2 separate regions of the Homo sapiens genome follow, and region 2 is linked to region 1. A link is a loop called in an ENCODE intact Hi-C map of the cell type or tissue named here. Cell type or tissue: breast epithelium. All regions are shown on one strand. Each heading gives the region's core, and the rest is flanking DNA. Links, peaks and the distances in the headings are about the cores only.

Region 1 (8,201 bases), core at 2,058-6,057:
CTGTACTTTTACCTAGTCTATATTCCCTTCCTAGATCGATCTTGAAACATCCTTTACACTCTTGTGAACCTGAAAAACATTTATTATTTTTAGTACTCTGCTCTTCTGGTGACATCATGTTGACGAAATCCCACATGGTGTCAGTTTTCTCCTGAGAAACAAACAGGCTGAGGTAGGAACATCTTCCTTTCTTCTATTTTTATTGCTATATATATAGTTATTTTATTACCTTTTATACGTATAAAATTTCTGTAATTGTTTGGTTACTGATACAGTTTTCACACAGGAGTGTAAACTTCTCAAGGACAGTAGTTGTATCTTATCACCACCTGTAACTAAAAAAAAAATTCTCAGGCACTCAACCAACAAATATTTATTTCAAATTAATTGAAGTGAAAACTATTAAGATCAATATGGAAATAATGTTTGTCTATGATGGAATTCTGAGGAAAGCATACTTCCTTAAGTAAATTTTACGGTGAAGGAATTATTAGGAAGCAGATTTCTTAATGTTGTCCTTTGCGTTTCTTAGTTTTAAGTAACAATTGTTAAGCCATATAATTGTTTTAGGTAAGAAACTTTAATACAAGACTTGGCTAACTGGAGGTCTTTATTTAAATGTACAATACAGGATTCAAAAATTAGTAGACTTTTCTTTCCATTTCAGGCGGTATTTTGGACTAGATTGCCTTAAGATTCCTCCTATGGAAAAGAGCTAAAAGAGACAGAGAAAATATAACAACAAACTCTTTATGAGTGCATCTTGTAAACACACAAGAAAGTAAGGAATTTTTAGAGGGCAAAGAATCAACAGAGGAAAACAAAACTTAGATGTAAATTCTCCTTGAGGAAATTTTCTGTAGGGAGAAAGTTTGTTTTTAAGGACTGTCCATAAGTGGGGAACACGGGATCAACTCCATACAAGATGGATATTCACAGGCAATCACTTCTCTACATCCCATATATTTAACTCTCAGGAGAGGACAAGAAAAATAGTCCATCTTAGACTCTGATGCTGTATAGAGGAAAAAGAAAAATTTTCTTTGAGACTCTGTAACCATAAGCCATCTGATTTCAGTTTTATAGACAGAATTCATACTTCCTGGGTGGTCTCAGTTCTCAGCATACGCTCAGTGTAATGTGGTCCTGGTTACTAGTGTTCCTGGGACCTTGCAGGTCCAGACAAAAGCCCTCTCCCATGAAAACTACCACAGCTTGAGGCTCAAATAATATCCATAGAAATATGAGCTCACAGTAAAAACAAAAGTGAAACAAAGCAAAGCAAAATAAGCAAGCCTTGATGAGTGAGAGCCACCAGAAAAAAAAACAAATCATAGAATCAAATCTGAAAAAAGATGTTAAATGTTGGAATTATCAGACACAACATATAAAACAATGATTTGAAAATAAGTTACGAGAGAGTCTGTAAAAATTGACTGAATACAAAATCCGAATATGATGGGTTTATTAGCAGATTAGACAAAGATGAAGAGCAAATTAGTGAACTGGAAAGAGATATGGAGAAATTTCAAAGAATGTAAGAAAGTCCATGGGATGAAAGATAGAGAAGACATGTTAAGTAAAATGAAAGATAGAGTCAGGTTAAAAACGAGGAATTAATATGTAAACAGTAAATTTATCATAACGGTAAAAATTTAGGTGAACAAAGATAAAACGAAGACTTAACCCTTTTCCGGTTTAGAAAAAAAAGTGCAGCTCACTGCCAAAACAATTTCACATAAATATGCTCTTTGAGGCTGAAGCAAATCTGATTGATTTTCAACATGAAAATAAAATATATAAGCTGTTCTCAGAGTTATTTCTAACCAGAACTAACATCAGAATTGTCTGAATCATGAGAATTATCTATTTCGGAAAAATCAGATTCATCAAATGAATCTTTGATCAGCAACTGTTCAAGAACAACGTTAACATCACATGTAGGAATGCTAGATTTTCTAGGATTTGATATATTTAGCAATGGAGAATTGCCATATTTTGCAAATGGAAATGCCACTACTAAAAACAGAATGCTGTAAATAGAATGACGTTTTCTGTTTCTGAAGTTGATATACAAGAGCAATGCGAAAACAATAATAAAAGCAAAATATTTTGTGGCAAATTTATCTCAGGGTAAATGCTGCAGCTGCAAGCACTGCAGCTTTTATCTATGCAAACTTTTTGAAATGCTACATCAGTGAGTATTCTCAGGGCAAATGGGAAAAGGGTTACAACCTCAGCCAGAAGTATAGACAGCTATGTTCAGTCAGATGATAATTATTCTGAGAAATGATTTCTCCACAGCATCAGTGAAAGCTTGAGGAAAGTGGAATGATATATTTAATATCCTGAGAGAAAGTAACTGTCAGTGCAGAATTGTATACTAGAAAAATCACAAGAATTAGGGCAAAATAATGACATTTTCAGATAAAACCTAACAGAGTTTGTCCACAATAGACTAAGGAAAACCTAAAATATGTATTTCAGTGTAGGGTCCAGCCCTACAGGGCCTGTGGGTTTTTCTCTTCATGTGCGGAGAGGAGAGATCATAGAAATAAACACACAAGACAAAGAGATAGAAGAAAAGACAGTTGGGACCAGGGGACCACTACCACCAAGGCGTGGAGACCGGTAGTGGCTCCGAATGCCTGGCTGCGCTGTTATTTATTGCATACAAGGCAAGAAGGCAGGGTAAGGAGTGTGAGTCATCTCCAATGAGAGGTGAGATCGCACGAGTCACGTGTCCATTGGACAGGGGACACTTCCCTATTTGGTAGCCGAGGCAGAGAGAGACAGGGGACAGCTTATGTCATTATTTCTTCTATGTATTTCTTGGAGAGATCAAAGACTTTAATACTTTGACTAATTCTGCTACTGCTATCTAGAAGTTGGAGCCAGGTGTACATGTCGGAGCATGAAAGTGGACCAGGAGCATGACCGCTGAAGCACAGCATCACAGGGAAACGTTTAGGCCTCTGGATGGCTGTGGGCGGGCGGGCCTGACTGATGTCAGGCCTTCCACAAGAGGTGGTGGAGCAGAGCCTTCTCTGACTCCCCTGGGGAAAGGGAGACTCCCTTTCCCGATCTGCTAAGTAACAGGTGCCTTCCCAGGCACTGGTGCTACCACTAGACCAAGGTCTGCTAAATATACTTACGGGTGACTTCCCAGACACTGGTGGGAAGTCCTCTAGTGGCCCTGTCCGGGCGAGACAGAGGGCTCACACTCCTGTCTTCTGGTCACTTCTCACCGTGTCCCTTCAGCTCCTATCTCTGTATGGTCTGGTTTTTCCTAGGTTATAATTGTAGAACAAAGATTATTATAAAATTGGAATAAAGAGTAATGCTACTAACTAATGATTAATAATATTCATATATAATCATATCTATAATCTATTTCTAGTATAACTATTCTTATTGTATGTATTTTCTTTATTATACTGGAACAGCTTGTGCCTTCGGTCTCTTGCCTCGGCATCTGGGTGGCTTGCCGCCCATATTTCAGGAAGAAAGAATATTATCTTAGACAGAAGTTTTTGTCAGGGGGTCAAGCAACAACTTCATTGTCTATATAATGATTCCAGAGTGTATAAAAAGAAAGAAAAAATTAGCTCTTTATATGAAAATAGCGTAAGTTTGTTAGCAAAAGTCCCCCAAAAAATGAATGAAGAAGGAGAAGAGATATCAGGTCATTTCATTTGTGGCATTGATGGAAAAATGTTTAGTCAAATATTAGAGCAAACATAACTGAGCCATGTACAATAAAGAATATAAATACTTTTTGACCAGGTGGTTTAACTCAGAAGTGCAACAGAGATTCAACATAAAATCAGGCCAGGTGCAGTGGCTCATGCCTTTGATCCCAGCATTTGGGGAGGCCAAGGTGGGAAGATCGCTTGAGGCCAGAAGTATGAGACCAGCCTGGGGCAAGATAGCAAGACTCAGTCTTTATTTAAAAAGAAAAAAGAAAAATCAATAAATGCAAATAAATGCATTAATAATTTGAGGAGAAAAACTTGGCAATTGTAGGAAAAGATACCTAAAAATAGTAAGTTAAGAAAAAGAAATAAAAAGATGGCACAAATAGAAAACAAAGCTAATCACTATGAGTAGATACATCAAAGGCAACTGTACTAAATATTCCGAAGACAAAGATTAAAGATTGTTAGATCAAAATAACAATAATAATAATAAAGAACCACTTGTGTATACTCCTACATGGGACATAACTTTTTAAGAAGGATAAAATATAGATAGGTTGAAAATAGACACTGGAAAGGGTATACGTATTAGGCTATTCTTGAGTTGCTATAAAGAAATACCTGAGACTGGGTAATTTATAAGAAAAGTGGCTTGATTGGGCTCACAGTCCTTTTATTTTTTTTTTTTTTGAGATGGAGTCTCGCTCTGTCGCCCAGTCTGGAGTGCAGTGGTGCAATCTCGGCTCACTGCAAGCTCTGCCTCGATTGGGCTCACAGTTCTACAGGAAGTATGCCACCGGCATTTGCTTCTGGGGAGACCTCAGGAAGCTTTTACTCAGGGCAGAAGGTGAAGCAGGAGCTTGCATGTCCCATGGCAAAAGCAGGAGTGAGAAAAAATTAGGGAGAGTGGGAGGAGGTGCTACACGCTCTTAAATGACCAGATCTTGTGTGAACTCAGAGTGAGAGCTCACTCATTATCAAAGGTATGGCCCAAGCCATTCATGAGGGATCTCCACCCCTATGACCCAAACACCTCCCATCAGGCCCCACCTCCAACACTGGAGATTACAGTTCAACTTGAGATTTGGGAGGGGACAAATATCTAAACTATATCAACATATACTAAAACCTTAAGCAAATATGTGTATTGTGAATGTCTTGTCCTAATCTATGCAAACTTTTTGAAATGCTACATGATATCTTCCAAAAAAACAGAAGTTTTAAGTTCTAGTGCAGTATAATTTATCAACTTTTCCTTTCAGGCTTAGTATTTTCTGAACTTTGTTTTAGGATTTTTGCCTAATTCCAAGTTACAAAGATTCTTTCCCTTTTTTATTTAGATGTTTATAATTTTACTTCTTACATGTAGAGCAATAATCCATTTCAAATTAATATTTGGGCATGGGAAGTGAAGTAGAGATCAAATTTTATTTTATTTTTATATAGATACATAATTGTTTCAGTACTGTTCTAGTGATCAATTTCTGCCAAAAACCAACCAAGCAAAAACAAACAAAACTATCCCAAAACTTAGAAGTTTAAAATAAATAAAGTGAGTAAATAAAATAAAATGGGTAAAACACTCATTTTATTTTTTTCCATGATTCTTTGGGTCAGGAATTATGGAAAGGCTCAGCAAGGTGGTTCATCTCTGCTCTATATTATCTGCTAGGATGCCTGGCTTTGAAGGATCTACTTCCACAATGGCTTCTTCCCTGTTATGTCTGGTGCCCGGGCTTCTTGGCCCCTCTCTATTTCTTAATCTCCACATGGTGTCTCATCCACTAGGGCTTCTCAATGTGGCTTGGGATTTTCACAGAACAGTGACCCAGAGTAGTTGAACTTTTTACATAGCAGCTCATGGTTTCAAGAGACCAAGGTGGAAGCTACCAGCCCACTTATGACAAGGTCCAGAAATAGCATTATAACCAATTCTACCATGCTATGTTGGTGAAAACAGTTACAAAACAGCTCAGATTCAAGGGAAGGGAAACTGACCACATCTCAATGGAAAAAAATGTGAACAAATTTATGGCCATCTTTTTTTTATTATTATGCTTTAAGTACTGGGGTACATGTGCAGAACGTGCAGGTTTGTTACATAGGTATACATGTGCCATGGTGGTTTGCTGCACCCATCAACCTGTCGTCCACATTAGGTATTTCTCGTAATGCTATCCCTCCCCTAGCCCCCCACCCCACAACAGGCCCCGGTGTATGATGCTTCCCTCCCTGTGTCCATGTGTTCTCATTGTTCACCTCCCACTTATGAGTGAGAACATGTGTTCTTTAATTGGCCACAGCATCATATAGAGAGGACCATTCTTTCCCCCATTAAACTGCATCATAGTTATCATAATTTAAAGAAATATTGGCCTATGAATCTATTTCTAAACTGTTTCATAAAATTAAACATGTACTTACCATAGGACCTAGTAATCCTACACCTCAGTATTTACACAATATAAATGAAAAGCTATATTAACATAGAAACCCACCCCATGAATATTTACAGCAGCTTTATGCATAATTATCCAAAACTGGAAATGATTCTAATGTTCTTTCATCAGTGAATGGATAAAGAAACTGTAGTGTAGTGATACAGTGAAACTTATTTAGCAAATAAAGGAAATAACTATTAATTTACACAACAACATAGATGAATCTTAAATACATTTTGCTAAGCAGAGGAAACCAAATTCAAAATGTCATATATTGCTTGATTCCATTCATAAAGTATTATATAAAAAGCAAAATTATAGGATGTGTATTTGTCAGGGTTCTACCAAGAAACAGAAGCAATAACATACGTATAGAGATATATAAGAGATTTCTTACAGGAACTGGCTCATGCGAGTTTGGAGGCTGAAAACTACCTTAGTATTCTATCTGTGAGCTGGAGACTAGAAAGCCAGTGGTGTAATTCAGCCAGAATCCAAAGACCCAAGAACCAGGGGAGTTGAGAACAGGGAGGGGGGTTCCACTGGTGAGAACTGAATGTTCCACCTCTAAAAGAGAGAGAGAGAAAATTCGCTTTTCTTCTCCATTTTTGTTCTATCTAAGCCCTCAGCTGATTGGATGGATGCCGGCCCACATGGGTAAGGGTGGATCTTCTTTACTGGGTCCACTGATTCAAATGACAATCTCCTCTACAAACACCCTCACTAACACACCCAGAAATAATGTTTCATCACGGAAATGTCTGGGCATCCCTCAACCCAGTCACGTTCACACATAAAATTAACCAGTGCGGGATGAAAAAGAAGTCTAGTTGCTAGGTGTTGGGGTGAGGGGAGATGTTGACAGCAAAATGTCATCATAAAGGAATTTGGGGGCTGATGAAACTTTTCAAATCACAACTATAGTGGTAGGCCCATGACTCCATTCATTTTTCAAAACCAATAAAACTGTATACCACAAAGAATGGGTAAGTTAAAGCTAAATTCAAAAAGAGCATCACATAAATACTGCATTGCAGTTAGTAGCTTTGTTTCTTATAGAGATATGGGTTAGTTATTCTGAAACTAATTTATGTGGACACCATGGTTGAAAACACAAGTAGATATATGTAGAAAATAAAAGCCAGGTTTCTTTCTTATTGTTTGAGAATAAAAGTTTCAAATAAGTAAAGGAGGAAGGTTAGAATGAACTCCGTGCTGCTAGACTGGAGTTGGAAATATCTGTATAAAGGTGTGTGTGTGTGTGTGTGTGTGTGTGTGTGTGTGTGCGCGCGTGCGCGCGCGCGCGCACAGAAATAAATATATAATGTGTATGTACATATGTATGAGGTAGTATACATACACATTTCTTCACACTCTGTCTGCTGAAAGGGTTTAAAAGCAATGACAACCCAGTAGCAATAAGAACACTTGAAGCCCAGATTTTGATTTTCAAGTAACATTCTCCAAAGAAAGAAACCACGCTCCTTGGTAAAGAGGTTGCTTGGACAAGGAAAATATAGGACGTGCTTGAAATATCTTGTGGTACCAGAAAGTAAAGTAGTTATAACTATAAATTACTTGTGTTAAACATAATTTTTGGCAAGCAAAAGTATACTGCAGAATACTTGCAGTATCATTCTATTTGTGTGACGTCTACAAATACCCCAAAGTAGACATATTGTTAAAGGATGCAAACATACATGGTGATAATCTAAAGAAAATCGACGACATGCAATTCAGAATGCTATTTTTCTTCTTTGCTAAAAACAAAAACACTGTGGAACTTTCAACGGCTTAATGGCTTCCCCAGTCAGAAAGACTTTCACTTCCTTTATCTCACATATATCTTTGTATTGTTACAATTGCTTCCATCTGTTTGGGGTTCAGTAGATCTAGTGATTGCATCCTCTGGATAGTAGCCAAGCTTAAAATTGAAGATTGATTTTAGCTTTCTTTCGCTAGGGTAAATGATTTTATATCTTAATGCTCGTGTTCTCTAATCATTTAACCCTATTTGCATTATTTCTTTGGTCTGCTCTGAGTTTTCTTCACGTTTTGGCTG
Region 2 (8,201 bases), core at 2,824-6,823, 69 kb after region 1:
TTCTTAATCTGTTTTAATTTTATTCTCAACCACTTCTTCACATCTACTTCACATATTTTCTAATTCATCGTAGTCTGAAATTTGATCTGGATCTTCCTGGGAACACTTTGACCCTTCCCTCCTTCTTCCTTTTGTTTTAACATTGTATATTTATAAATGGATAGACTATAAAATAAAGTCAGGCCAGGTGCGGTGGCTCATGCCTGTAATCCCAGCACTTTGGGAGGCTGAGGCGGGTGGATCACCTGAGGTCAAGAGTTCGCGACCAGCCTGGCCAACATGGTGAAACCCTGTCTGTACTAAAAATACAAAAATTAGCTGGGTGTGGTGGCGGGCGCCTGTAGTCCCAGCTACTCGGGAGGGAGGCTGAGGCAGGAGAATCGCTTGAACCTGGGAGGTGGAGTTTGCAGTGAGCCAAGATCGCACCATTGCACTCCAGCCTGGGCAACAAAGAGCGAAACTCCGTCTCAAAAAAAAAAAGAAAAGAAAGAAAGTCAATAGGAATGTGTGCATATTGCATACATGTTTTTACCATTCATGTTAAACTAAATGCTTAAAATAAGGCAAAAAAATAAAAAGTAAAATGTTGTGATTTGAGGCGAACCAGTAAGAAAATGTGTTGGCAGAATTCCACTAAAGGTGTTGGAAGGAATGCCACGCCTCCAGGAAATGGAACAGAAAAATCTCTAGTTTCATATGTCTGACTTATAGCACTATTTGTCTCTCATATTAATGATTAACCAAAGTTGTTTTTTTGTTTTGTTTTGTTTTCAGATGGAGTCTAGCTCTGTTGTCCAGGCTGGAGTGCAGTGGTGCAATCTCGGCTCACTGCAACCTCCATCTCCCAGATTCAAGTGATTTTCCTGCCTCAGCCTCCTGAGTAGCTGGGATTACAGGCATGCGCCAACATGCCCAACTGATTTTTGTATTTTTAGTAGAGACTATGTTTCGCCGTGTTGGCCAGGCTGGTTTCAAACTCCTGACCTCAGGTGATCCGCCCACCTTGGCCTCCCAAAGTGCTGGGATTACAGGGAGTGAGCCACCATGCCCGGTCTCAAAGTTGTTGTTCTTTATTGTTTTCAAATTTTTCTTCCCTATTTCTAGCACTAACATTATTTCCATCTTCTCTTCCTTTTCAATATGCAGGTATGAAATTAAGCATGACCCAAATATTCATGATGCAGGAGAAATCAATTAATGTTCCTAATCAAACTCATCCGAAGAAGCCTAACACCACTGCTTACAATCTCCCTTTGCTTCCACTCTTCATCTCACTGCCCTTGCCCCTCAGCTTTTAGGTCTTTACTTGAATGTCTAATGTTAAAAGAAAAATGGGTGCATTTGCCTGCTCTTTGATCACTCATTCTGGGCCCAGTGATATAAGAATGAACAAGAGCACTTCAAAAAACCAGACAATTGTTGTCAAAAAGCAATTCAAGGGGTCTGGGTATGAAGCTGTTAGATGCATTAGGTATATTGTTGAGCAGATGTAATGGCAAGGAAATTAAATTAAAGATTCCCTGTGATAGAGGATAAAGGAAAGTTTTTAAAAATATAAGTCACCGTGGCCTTAAACTATATGTCTTATTTTCACACTCTATTAAAGAGCATATTTAGTATGAAAATCAAGATACAACCATAGTGTTGGCTTTGAATTTTATTAATGCCACCTTAAAAACTGATGTTAAGCTCTCCTGGCTAGCTTTAGTCTATATACTTAACAAAAGATTCAGAGAACTGGTTTTCCAATATCATTTTATGTGCAAAGTTCTGTGTTCAGTAAGTGGCTGTAAACTTAGCTCTTTACACTACATGACGAATTTTCAAAACCATCCATAGATTTTCCTTAGCAACCTGTGTTGTGAGTGTTCTTGAGCTGTATCTACATAAGTCATGGCCTTTCTCATCATCTGGCACTGTGGACTCAGGGATACAGCAGACACAGCTATCTTTTCTGGACTCAAGGTTAGTAAACATTTGAGAAAGGAAATTCAATAACCTGCTTTCACTGCACAATTTCTTTGCCAGTGCTTACCTTTATTTTTGAGGATCATACTCCTAGCCAGCTTGCCTAGAGCTAGCTTGTATAAACACTGCAGAATGTCTACAAGTATCTTGGCCAAGGTTGGGAGGAGGGGGGTCCCATGAGACATGGCTTCTCCTTTTCTGAATCACAAATCTGCAGACACAGTGACTTTAGAGTGAGCACGCTGGTTTTTCAACCATAACCTAATTGCTGCATATTTCTTGTTGGAACTAAATCAGGAAACACTCAGTACTAATGAATTTACATTTGGCAGTGGACGAGTGCTACAAATGTCCAGCTACTTATGGCTAATAATTTTAAAAATAAATCAAATGCTTTGAATTTAACTTTACTCTCCGACCTCATTTCTCCAGTATTGCTGAAGGTGAGAGGGGGTGGGGTAAGATATTAGACATAAATGGAATTCCCATTTATAATGTACTCTTTAGGTACCATTGAAAAATTGTATATGTGTTGTCAGATTACCTGCTTAAAAATAGCAAATTGCTTTTCTGCCTTTATACTGGTCACAGTTTAACTTTCCTAGATAACTGAAAGTCATTTTTTTCTGTGTGTCAATTATTGTATCATGCTGAAATATAGCACTAACTTGAGGGACCATGTTGGTGAGATAGGGCTTTTGACCTTTAGAAAATGGTACCAGACCACTGTGCCTTTCATGTTTTCAGGCTATTTATAGCCTTTCTCTTATTGTTAAATAATATCATTTCTTGTTCTCAGATTACCTGTCTAAAGTCTCCCCACCCTCATCCATCATGACTATTTTATTGCTTAAAAAAATTGAGTGGCCTAGAAAATTAGAACAGAAAAATGGTAGAACTGTAAAATACTAATAAATGGGCTCTGAGTGGAAGCCTGTGTAGCTTTCTATGAGTAAAGTTAAAAGGTTTTATAATATAGTTTTGTGACATCGTTTAGTCTTCTAACAAAGATGCATCTTTGTTATTCTATCATCTTGGACTGTGACTGTCTTCTTAGTTCTCTCCCATGCTCTGTAGTTGAAATGTTAGCACCTCAATCATCTCTAAAGTGGGTTTGGTAGTTTCTATGGCCACACTTTCACTTACATTGACTTAAGTGAGCTTTTTGGTTACAATTTAAAAGTTATTAAGTTATTTCAATTCATCTTTAAATAATAGCACTACAGGGAGTACCACTGTTTCAATTCTGAATCTGAGTATGCTCTTTTGAAACAAAGTAAGACAGACATAACTGAGCTTTGTCATTGTGCCACACTGCTTTTCTTTGGTTTTTGTTATTCTGAAATCACTTTATTCATGTTATAAGCTACTGATAAAATAGGATTATTTTTATTGAAACAAAAGGCTGCCTAACCAAACCAAGATATTCAAAAGTGAGAAAGTCTAGATTGGATGAAAAAAATCAAATAAGTAAACTATAAGCATTTTCTGCTCAAGGAATTTTGATAATTGAATTTATTTAATATATATACATGAGAAATTTAGATACTTTTTTATTAGTGCAAATGAACAAGATCTATTTCTATTAAAATTATGTTCTTAGTTGTTCTCTATCATGAGCCCTTTGGAACAGAAACAGATATAAAAATATGTAAATTTGTTATAAAATCTTTAAAAAATCAGAGCATAGACTCTTTTAAATATAGAATTAATGTTAAAAATGAAGACAATGCTGAAAGCATATTTACTGCATAGAAATTAAGATCACAAATTCCATAAACATGAAATAAATGAATCATTCCAAAATTAGGAACAAAATTCTCCACAGCATTGTAATTAGCTGACCTAATATTTGCACAGGGAAAAAAATTTGGTCTCATTTTAGCCATAAGTATTTGCTGCCTTAGCAACTAAATCCATTCATTTAGTGATTCAAGGTTTAGCTCAACTTCTTGGAATGTGTAACATGTGATTTTGAAATAAAATATTAATGTTATTTTATTTTCAGAAAACCTGAAAAGAAGTAAAACAGAAAAGCAATATTATGCGTGGAGACTTAAGATTCCACCCAAGAAGGACTTTATGAGATACTGACCTGATCAATGTAGATAGGATGATAGTAAGGTAACATTCATTTTAGGACTTTATCTGCATTTAATCCACAATGTAAACTGAGCTAAACATAAAATTACCATTGTATTACTGGTCTAAGGAAAAAGCTTCATACGTTAATTCTTATTGTTGTTTCCAAGTCTTTAAATTATTGACATATTTTTTCAACTAAAAAGGAACTTTTTTTTTGTATTGAGATATATTTTAAACCAAGCTGGACTCAGATTGCTTTTCAAAATGAGACAAGCAAATATATAGTAACAGGCAGCTAAAGCCTTACCTGTTCACCACGAATGGAGCAAGAATGGGTTAATGAACATATTTTGACTCCATGGTATCAGAGAACTGTGCAGCTGAATTTCTTTAAGTCTGAAATAATTTGAATTTGTCCATTGTTCTGGTATTATGTAGCCACAGTTCCAAACAGTCAACATACTAAAAAATTATGGGACATTGAGTCATAAACTTTGTGGAACTGGGAAAAAGACGGTTGCCATAGATTATTCAACTTTGAACCGTATATCATGAGGTAATTTTATAGAAAATTATTATGATCAATAATTTCTGTCACATTCAATTTAACTACTAGTTTTAGAAACATAAATTTTAAGAGAACATAAAATAAATGAGAATATGTCCATTTCTGTAACATAGGAAATTTCAGCTACATAATGTCTGATGATTCTTTAGAGTGCTAATGCATCTATCCTCCTGTGTTTTTATTACTTTAAAGTACTGAAGAATGCTTGGAAATTTGCAACAGCTTGTTTCAAAGATTACTTAGGGGTCAGAATTTATTATTTCTAAAAATTGTAACTTCCTCAGTATTTCAATGTAATTTACAGCACTGATCCTAGTCTTACAGAATTTAATAAAGTATGTTGTGCTCTTGAACTATATTTGAAGGATAAAGCCAAAGATTTTCTTTTGAAGTTCTTAAAGTGTTTTCCCATCATTCAGATTGCTTTTCTATTTCTGTTATGCAGTTTTTACTCTACTTTCAGGAGAATCTCCTATCAGAATAAAACCAAATTCTTCTAGTCAGTGCAAATCTAGAAAGCTTCCTCTTCTGGGCTTATGTTGCCATAAAGAGAATCCAGTAGAATTGTCACCTACACCTTAACTGCACCCCTATAATAGGCATGTAACAAATAATTCTGAGAGTCATATTAATAGCAGGGAAACCAAGATGTCTGCCAAAGTTCTCACAGGAAGCTAGTGGTAAAAGAAGGAATAAAAGCCAGACTTTCAGGGCACTAGCTAGGCATTCTGTGTGGTCTTCCACACTGCTTCTCCTTTGAAATTTTTCAATTCAAAAGCCAAAATACCATAGCTAAAATGCCACCAAGGACGTTGGCAGTACATACCCACATATGATCAATTTTCTTGGTCTTTCTTCTGACACTATCCACACAACTATTGTCTTAGAGGGCAAGATGAATATTATGAGGATATAATGAAGTCAAACTCCTAAGAATCCCAAATTTTGTTTCTCAGTCTGTGTTCTCCTAAATGATACATACCATGGCCATCATCCAGGAATTCTGTGATGGTGGCTGAAGTGCATTTGGACCAGGGCTTAGATGCATCAATGCTGGTAAGGATGGAAGACATTAAGCGCTTATCTTCTGTGGAACCAAAGGTCTCTTCACAGAATTTGGAATCGTCATGGGAGAGGCCAAGTAAATGTCCTAAGGGAGACAACAGAGGAAGTACAAATAATCCGTGATTGTGTATTTCTATCTTTCCATGACAATTATGCTAGGGCTTGATTTTTTTCCCCTAATTGTAGATGAGTTCACTTTAACTGCTTTCTCACCCAGAGACTGGACCTCCAGGGAAATAAAAGTTGCATGGAGTTAGTGTAGCAGTTGCTTTTGGTGAACATTTCGATGGAAACTGAAAAACTAAAGAGTAGATGTTCCCATAATTCATCTGGATCACATATGCTTAATGTCATGTGGAAACAAAGCCTTATTTAGAATCTAGAGTTTGCGAGACAATTGTGGGATTATGTCATAGCCCTCACCACGTATCATTTTGATTGTCTAATTTTCTGCCTTCTCTGATCAAGCCCCATGAGATCAAAGTGCATTTGCTCCCATATACTGTTGAAACCTCTGTATTGAACTTAGTGCTGTGCAAGTTGCAAACACTTAGTAGATGGTTTTTGAATGTCAGTGACTTATTTTCTTAGTCAAGTAAATAGGTGGCTAATAAAAGGGAGGACTAGGGGAGACAAAGAAAGAGAAGTGAAATGAGGAAGTTTCCGGTTTCTTGCAAAACTAAGCTTGCTTCATCCGTTCATTTCTTTTGGTGATTTAGTGAGTTATGAATGTTTACTATTGTCACAAACATATAGCTCATTTTGAAAACATACCCATTTACATTTTAAAATGTCAAAATACCAATAATATGGAGTTTGAGAGCTTGAAGAAAGGACAGCTTGGTTTCCCAAGTGATAGTTGTGAGTGTTCAAAACCACTCAGCCAGGTGATATTTGTGCTTAAGCCTCTCAACCAACAATGTTCTCTGAAGTTCCAGTCAAGCTAGATATTATTTCACAGAGCCCATAATTGCATTCTTATAATCCAAGTAAATTGCTTTTTATTACATAAGATCAATTTTCATGCAGTCTAAAGATAAAATGATATTCCACAACAAATTTACAATGCTATTTAAAACATCTAGGACAGTAGTTTGAGCAATTACAAACTCTAAAAAGTAGACAGCAAATCATCCTAGTGGTGTTTTTAACAAAGCTTTCTAGAATCATACACAAACCACTAAAACAAATTTAGGAAACACTGTAGCAAACTGATGACTACATTCTCCTTGGGATCTTGAATGCCAAACGCAGAAAACTTTGGCCATTCTAGCAAAAGAGTCCAGTGTGCACCAATAAAACCCAACAGAGATGAAATCTTTCACTTTATATTCCGACTACTTTGGGCCAACTTGTTAAATCACCAACACCTCATAACAAAATTGTCCACTGAGCAACTGACTGCTGTTATGGCTGAAAATAAGTGGCTAGGGCTCGGTGACCTTCCAAGCCTCCACATTTTTATGTTATTTATACAGATATTTACTTCGACAGCATTTACTAGGCTTACAAGTTTTCTCTGGGAAGTTCTCCCACCACCACTTAACATTTTGTTTGGTCAGTAGCATAAGTGTGCATTATAGTCTATATATAAAGTATGTCCCAAATAACTTGCAAAGGAAATTAGCAGGGGCTCATCTAATTTTTGAGTGGTTTGTTGAGTTTTTCAAGAAACTCACAGCTCACAGAAAAAAAAAAAAAACAATCTTTCATTCATGTACTATTAGAAATGACTTAAAGTTACTTAGTACATGAAATACTTGCTGATATCGCACTCTACACTTCCCGAAATTTTCCAAGATAGAAGATTTATCAGTTAACACTGAGGGATATGGTGGAAATTTCACTCTTGAGTTTTTTCCTCTGGCATAGAAGAAAAGTGTCCCCAAGTGACCTCTGCAACATAATATTTATTTGAATCCAGGTTTTTACTTAAAAAATGTGATGTATACATTCTACTTCATAGGATATTTATATTTATTTAATGAAGTAATGGCCTTTTCCTCCAAATCTATATAAATACATAGCACTTTCCATATGCCTTTTTATTATTGTATCAAGAGATTTTCACTTCATTTGGAGGGTAGATTTTAGAATTCTGATTTAAAATATAGGACACATGGCAGACACGAAATTCACTTTGAGGGACCTGAGAAAGTACCTTCATTCTCTCTTTCAGAGAGGTGAAGCATGTAATTTTAAAGGTTTCAATTATGTAAGCAAGTCAATTTAATTTTGAAATATTTCAGCATCATTTATGAATCTTTTGGAATACTAGTTAATATAACATTATGACTTCTATGCTCCCCAAATTTGCTCATTTTCCACTGAAACTTAATTGCCACTGAAGATGCATAGAGGAAATTGCACTGCGAAAGACTGCCTTTCAAGCATGAACAAATCTTTGCTTCACCTCAGCAAGGGGATGTGACTTTTGTAAGATCTCCAAAAGTCAGGCAGAAACAGACTGCTTAGAGTCAACTGAAAGAGATCGACTCTTTTGAGGGCGAATGAA

The links. A loop is a pair of places that touch in the nucleus more often than their neighbours do. Peaks named below come from ENCODE experiments on the same cell type or tissue, not always from the same donor. Only the 100,000 strongest peaks of a DNase experiment are listed, where the experiment ranks them.
Region 2: it touches region 1 in a loop (19-fold over the local background); 1 of 110 quality-filtered maps calls a loop at or near these places.

The regions. Positions count from the first base shown.
Region 1 is chr21:26,869,205-26,877,405 of GRCh38, forward strand. The region is part of intron 1 of LOC105372760 (a long non-coding RNA gene); the gene reads left to right. Among named protein-coding and RNA genes, the nearest start is that of ADAMTS1, 28 kb to the left of the region's middle. In breast epithelium, for the core only: no CTCF peak of the experiment used is centred there; no DNase peak of the experiment used is centred there.
Region 2 is chr21:26,937,777-26,945,977 of GRCh38, forward strand. ADAMTS5 (ADAM metallopeptidase with thrombospondin type 1 motif 5) reads right to left here. Exons shown (of 8, transcript NM_007038.5): 3 at 5,604-5,771. Among named protein-coding and RNA genes, the nearest start is that of MIR4759, 12 kb to the right of the region's middle. RefSeq lists an enhancer at 4,708-4,877 and a cis regulatory region at 4,793. In breast epithelium, for the core only: no CTCF peak of the experiment used is centred there; no DNase peak of the experiment used is centred there; H3K27ac peaks cover 550 bases.